2 separate regions of the Homo sapiens genome follow, and region 1 is linked to region 2. A link is an interaction called in ENCODE POLR2A ChIA-PET data of the cell type or tissue named here. Cell type or tissue: K562. All regions are shown on one strand. Each heading gives the region's core, and the rest is flanking DNA. Links, peaks and the distances in the headings are about the cores only.

Region 1 (2,908 bases), core at 322-2,821, 240 kb before region 2:
GGAGGGGAAGTCTTGCTATGTTGCCCAGGCTGGTCTCGAACGCCTGGCCTCAAGTGATCCTCTGGCCTCAGCCTCCCAAAGCACTGGGATTACAGGTGTGTGCCATGGCAACTGGCTGTGACAACCAAGCTCTACGAATGAGCAGCAGCGACACTCCTGTAAGGCCTGATACCCTTAGGGACCCTGTGAGTCCACAGCCCAATTCCGACATCTGAATCCCTGCCTCCTGCTCCTGCCCCTATCCACAGGCTGAGACCACCCAGACTTGGCCTCCCTCGAGCACCCAGTGGACCCTCTGGAGCGCAGAACATCTAAGAAAGAAGACTTTGGAGGAGGAGGGGAGAGTGCAGGGACCACCTCTTCCTCTCCCAGATGAGCAGGTCACCCTTCCTCTTGGTCAGCCCGCACAGATCACGGAGAGGGCTGAAGGAGGCTGCCCCATGGCCTGCAGACCAGACACTTGCAAAGGGGAGAAAAGCAAAGGCTCGGGGTGATGGGGCAGGGCTGAAGCCGAGTCCTGCTCTTCCTGCTCCAGCAGCGAAGTGAACCCCTCCCCTCAATGCAGTGGGTGTCAGTGGGTACAAAACACAGGCTTCCCCCACTAGGAGCTGGGCCACAAGTCAGATGGGCTCATTTGTGGCATCAGCTTGAAACTCCATCAGAATCTCAATTTCTCTCCTGCATCCAGACTGGGACTGTGGTGCTGAAGAGGCTGTCCTGCCCTTGTCTCCATCCCGGAGTTCCAGCTACTCTGTGACCCCCAGAAGTGGCCGGTGGTGCAGGTAGTACTAGTGGGTCTCTGCTCCCAGTCTCTTCTCTGTGCCAGCCGTCGTGGCCTACTGGAATGGCACAGAGAGCTTTTCTTTTCGTTGCAGAACAGCCTGGAACATGACATGCTAGATCAATGTCCATACACGTCCACAGAAATAAATGAATGTTCCTTCTGCCATGACTCATGTCTCGGGGACAACAGGTTCACCCGTCTAGGGTGTGAGCTGACGCACACTTCACTCCCTCTGACCTGGAATGTGTGGGGCTTCTAACTGCGGTTTCAGGTTTTATGATTAAATGCAAGTGATGCCTGTGGGTTACTGCACATTTTAGAAAAGCGTCTAACATGAAAAAGAGAGGGAGAGAGAGAGAGGGAGGGAGGCAGGAGGGGGGAGAACAATGGAGAAAAATGGTTTGGTGGGGGAGGAATAAACTCAGAAGGAACCGACAAGGCAGGCAAAGCTATAATTAATATTCCCAGAGGAGTAAGAGAAAAATATCGTATCCATGAAACAAGTACAGGATGCTGTTAAGTAAAAGGGACCATTAGAGAGTGAGGAAATGCTCTTAAAATGTGAATATATAACAGCCAGAGTAAAATAATTCCATGTAAGGACTGGAAGATAAAGTTAAGCAGATATTGGCCGGGCGCGGTGGCTCACGCCTGTAATCCCAGCACTTTGGGAGGCCGAGGCGGGCGGATCACGAGGTCAGGAGATCAAGACCATCCTGGCTAACACGGTGAAACCCTGTCTCTACTAAAAAAAAAAAAAAAAAAAAAAAATTAGCTGGACGTGGTGGTGCATGCCTGTAATCCCAGCTACTCGGGAGGCTGAGGCAGGAGAATTGCTTGAATCTGGGAGGCAGAAGTTGTGGTGAGCCAAGATCGTGCCATTGCATTTCAGCCTGGGCAACAAGAGTGAAACTCCATCTCAAAAAAAAAAAAAAAAAAAAAAAAGAGTAAAGCAGATATCCCAGAAAATGGAACACAAGCAGCTGCAAAGATGGGAAATGAAAGAGAATAAAAAGTTAGAGGATGAATTAAGATGAAGCAGGGTTGTCACCTGATCAAGAGACAGTTCAAAAATAGAGGAAGAGATGATCAAATAATGAAAAAAAATCTAGCGTTGAAAGATGAGTTTCCAGTTTAAATGTGGTCAGGTGCAGTGGCTCATGCCTGTAATCTCAGCATTTTGGGAGGCTGAGGCAGGAGGAACACTTGAGGCTGGGGGTTCAAGGCTACAGTGAGCATGATCTCACCACTGCACTCCAGCCTGGGTGACAGAGTAAGACTCTCTTTTAAAATAAATAATTTTTAAATATAAATAGGCCCACTGGGCATGGTGGCTCATTCTTGTAATCCCAGCACTTTGGGAGGCCAAGGTAGGTGGATCGCTTGAGGTCAGGAGTTCGAGACCAGCCTGGTCAACATGATGAAACTCTGTCTCCACAAAAAATACAAAAAAAATTAGCTGAGTGTGGTGGCAGGTGCTTGGAATCCCAGCTACTGGGGAGGCTGAGGCAGGAGAGTCGCTTGAACCCAGTAAGCAGAGGTGTGAGCTGAGATCACACCACTCACTCCAGCCTGGGCAACAGAGCGAGACTCCGTCTCAAAAATAAATAAATAAATAAATAAATAAATAAATAAATAAATAATAACTAAATAGGCTGGATGAAGTGGCTCATGCCTCTAATCCCAGCACTTTGGGAGGCTGAGGTGGGAGGATCACTTGAGCCCAAGAGGTTGAGAGCAGCTTGGAGAATATAGTGAGACCCCATTGCTACAAAAAATTTAAAATTAGCCAGGCATGGTGACTCACACCTGTGGTCCCAGTTATTCAGGATGCTGAGGTAGGAGGATCATTTGAGCCCAGAAGGTCAAGGCTGCAGTGAGTTATGATCATGATACTGCACTCCAGCCTGGATGACAGAGCGAGACCCCAGCTCTAAAAAAATGGGGGTGGGACATCAAGTCCTCAGCTCATTGAATGAAAAAGACACTCAAGCCTCGTTGTTGTGAAATTTCAGAGCACCAAGAATAAAGAGAAAATCCTAAAAAGCGCCTAGAGGAAAGCCAGATGTCATGCAAAGGATCAAGAATCCAAGCAGCTTTGGGTGTGCAAAAACTAGCAGACAA
Region 2 (2,908 bases), core at 138-2,637:
AGGATGGTCTTGAACGCCTGACCTCGTGATCCGCCCACGCTGGCCTCCCAAAGTGCTGGCATTACAGGCATGAGCCACAGCGCCCGGCCGAGAACTACTACTATTCTAGAGGCTAAGGTGGCCAGGCGTGGTGGCTCACGCCTGTAATCCCAGCACTTTGGGAGGCCAAGGCGGACGGATCAGGTCAGGAGATCCAGACCATCCTGGCTAACACGGTGAAACCCCGTCTCTATTAAGAATACAAAAAATTAGCCGGGCACGGTGGCGTGCGCCTGTAGTCCCAGCTATTCGGGAGGCTGAGGCAGAAGAATGGCGTGAACCCAGGAGGCGGAGCTTGCAGTGAGCCGAGATCATGCCACTGCACTCCAGATGTCAATGATGCCCTTTTGTGCGCACCTCCAGGAATGTCTCTCTTTTTTCTTCTTTTTTAGACGAAGTCTCACTCTTGTCGCCCAGGCTGGAGTGCAGTGGCGCCTTCTGCAAACTCTCTCTCCTGGGTTCAAGCGATTCTCTTGCCTCAGCCTCCCAAGTAGCTGGGATTACAGCCACTCACCACCACGCCCAGCTAATTTTTGTATTTTTAGTAGAGACAGGGTTTCACCATGTTGGCCAGGCTGGTCTCGAACTCCTGACCTCAGGTGATCTGTCTATTGGTGGCATTACAGGCGTGAGCCACGGCACCCAGCCAATTTTTTATTTTTATTTTTTGAGAAAGGGTCTTGCTCTATCACCCAGAGTAGTGGTGGAGTACCGTGGTGCAATCATAGCTCACTGTACCTCCGAACTCCTGGGCTCAAGCAATCCTCCCACCTGGGCCTCCTGAGTAGCTGGGACCACGGGCATGTGCCACCAGGCCTGGCTTTTAAATTTTTAGTAGAGACAGAGTCTTCCTATGTTGCCCAAGCAGGTCTCAGACTCCTGTCCTCAAGTGATCCGCCTGCCTCAATTTCCCAGCCTGCTGGAATTACAGGCATGAGCCACTTCTCCCTCTTTTATGATGAGTTTCTGGGGTTGATAACCGGAACTTGGAAGTAGAACTTCATGCAGAATCATGCTGCTGGCAGGGATTCCAGAGAATACATGCCCCCCTTAAACAGGCAGGGAAACTGAGGCCTGGATGTGCCTGGAAGTGGCCAGCTGGGACTGGAGCCCCGGTCTCCTGATCCCGCATCGGTCGAGGTGGAGTTTTCTCCAGCATAGGATACACCTCTGAGCACCTTAGCAGACGCCCAAAGCACAGCCCAGGAGCCTCGCACTGAGAATTGTGGCCTCAAGTGCTAATGAGGGGGCCAGGCACAGTGGCTCATGCCTGTAATCCCAGCCCTTTGGGAAGCTGAGGTGGGAGGATCACCTGAGGTCAGGAGTTCAAGAGCAGCCTGACCAACATGGTGAAACCCTGTCTCTAGGCTGGGCACGGTGGCTCACGCCTGTAATCCCAGCACTTTGGGAGGCCGAGGCAGGCGGATCACGAGGTCAGGAGATCGAGACCATCCTGGCTAACATGGTGAAACCCCGTCTCTACTAAAAAATAAAAAAAAAAATTAGCCGGGCTTGGTGGCGGGCGCCTGTAGTCCCAGCTACTCGGGAGGCTGAGGCGGGAGAATGGCGTGAACCCGGGAGGCGGAGGTTGCAGTGAGTCGAGATCGTGCCACTGCACTCCAGCCTGGGCGACAGAGTGAGACTCCGTCTCAAACAAACAAACAAATGAAACCCTGTCTCTATTAAAAATACAAAAATTAGCCGGACGTGGTGGCACATGCCTGTAATCCCAGCTACTCAGGAGGCTGAGGCAGAGGAATCTATTGAACCCGTGAGGCGGAGGTTGCAGTGAGCTGAGATCGCACCACTGCACTCCAGCCTGGGCGACAGAGCAAGACTCTGTCTCAAAAAAAACAAAAGAGCTACTGAGGGGCCTGGAGTCCTTCTGCGATTGACGGGTTTTTCCGTCATCAGCTCTGCACCCCTCGGCCTGCCTTAATGCCTCCCGTGAGCCTTCCCACTTTCCCAGCCTCACTCATCCCAGGGGATGGCCAGATGTTTGAGTCTCGCACCGCTGGACACTTAGGTTGCGTCCAGTTTTTTTTTTTTTTTTTTTTTTTGAGAGGGATTTTCGCTCTGTTGCCCAGGCTGGAGTGCAATGGTGCAATCTCGGCTCACTGCAACCTCTGCCTCCTGGGTTCAAGTGATTCTCCTGCCTCAGCCTCCTGAGTAACTGGGACTACAGGCCCCCTACCACCACACCCAGCTAATTTTTGTATTTTTAGTAGAGACGGAGTTTCACCATATTGGCCAGGCTGGTCTCGAACTCCTGAGCTCAAGTGATCTGCCTGCCTTGGCCTCCCGAAGTGCTGGGATTACAGGTGTGAGCCACCACGCCTGGCCTTTTATGACATTTTGATCTAACAACCAATGCTCCATCAGCCCAGAGAGGTCAGGTCCATGAGTGCACCGTCCACCCCAGGGCAGCACAGGTGACGGTTGTGCCAACTGTGTCCCGGAGCATAGCCAGCCATCTTTCCAGCCTCAGTGTCGGCTTCTTTCCTGTCCACCCATTAAGCAACTGTCCCATGTTTTAGATTTGGAGTTATGGCAGAACCCCACTTCTGGTACTACTTTTGTTGTTGTTGAGACAGGGTCTTTGTTCTGTCGCCCAGGCTGGAGTGCAGTGGTGCAATCACAGCTCACTGCAGCCTCAACCTCCCATGCTCACGCCATCCTCCCATCTCAGCCTCCCAAGTAGCTGGGACTACAGGCACGTGCCACCATGCCCAGCTAATTTTTTGTAGAGATGGGGTCTTGCCATGTTGCCCAGGCTGGTCTCAAACTCCTGGGCCCAAGCGATCCTCCTGCCTTGGCCTCCCAAAGTGCTGGGATTCCAGGCATGAGCCACTACACTGGCCTCTGGTGC

Evidence for each region. Peaks named below come from ENCODE experiments on the same cell type or tissue, not always from the same donor. Only the 100,000 strongest peaks of a DNase experiment are listed, where the experiment ranks them.
Region 1: POLR2A ChIA-PET joins it to region 2 with 6 read pairs; 3 of 35 experiments call an interaction of 5 or more read pairs at or near these places.

The regions. Positions count from the first base shown.
Region 1 is chr19:1,771,508-1,774,415 of GRCh38, reverse strand. All of the region lies in intron 1 of ONECUT3 (one cut homeobox 3), which reads right to left. LOC101928543 (a long non-coding RNA gene) reads left to right here and starts at 66. Exons shown (of 5, transcript XR_007067085.1): 1 at 66-158; 2 at 249-380; 3 at 689-782; 4 at 876-973. In K562, for the core only: no CTCF peak of the experiment used is centred there; no DNase peak of the experiment used is centred there; H3K27me3 peaks cover 706 bases.
Region 2 is chr19:1,535,594-1,538,501 of GRCh38, reverse strand. PLK5 (polo like kinase 5 (inactive)) reads right to left here. Exons shown (of 14, transcript NM_001243079.2): 14 at 2,456-2,908. Among named protein-coding and RNA genes, the nearest start is that of PLK5, 13 kb to the right of the region's middle. In K562, for the core only: no CTCF peak of the experiment used is centred there; no DNase peak of the experiment used is centred there.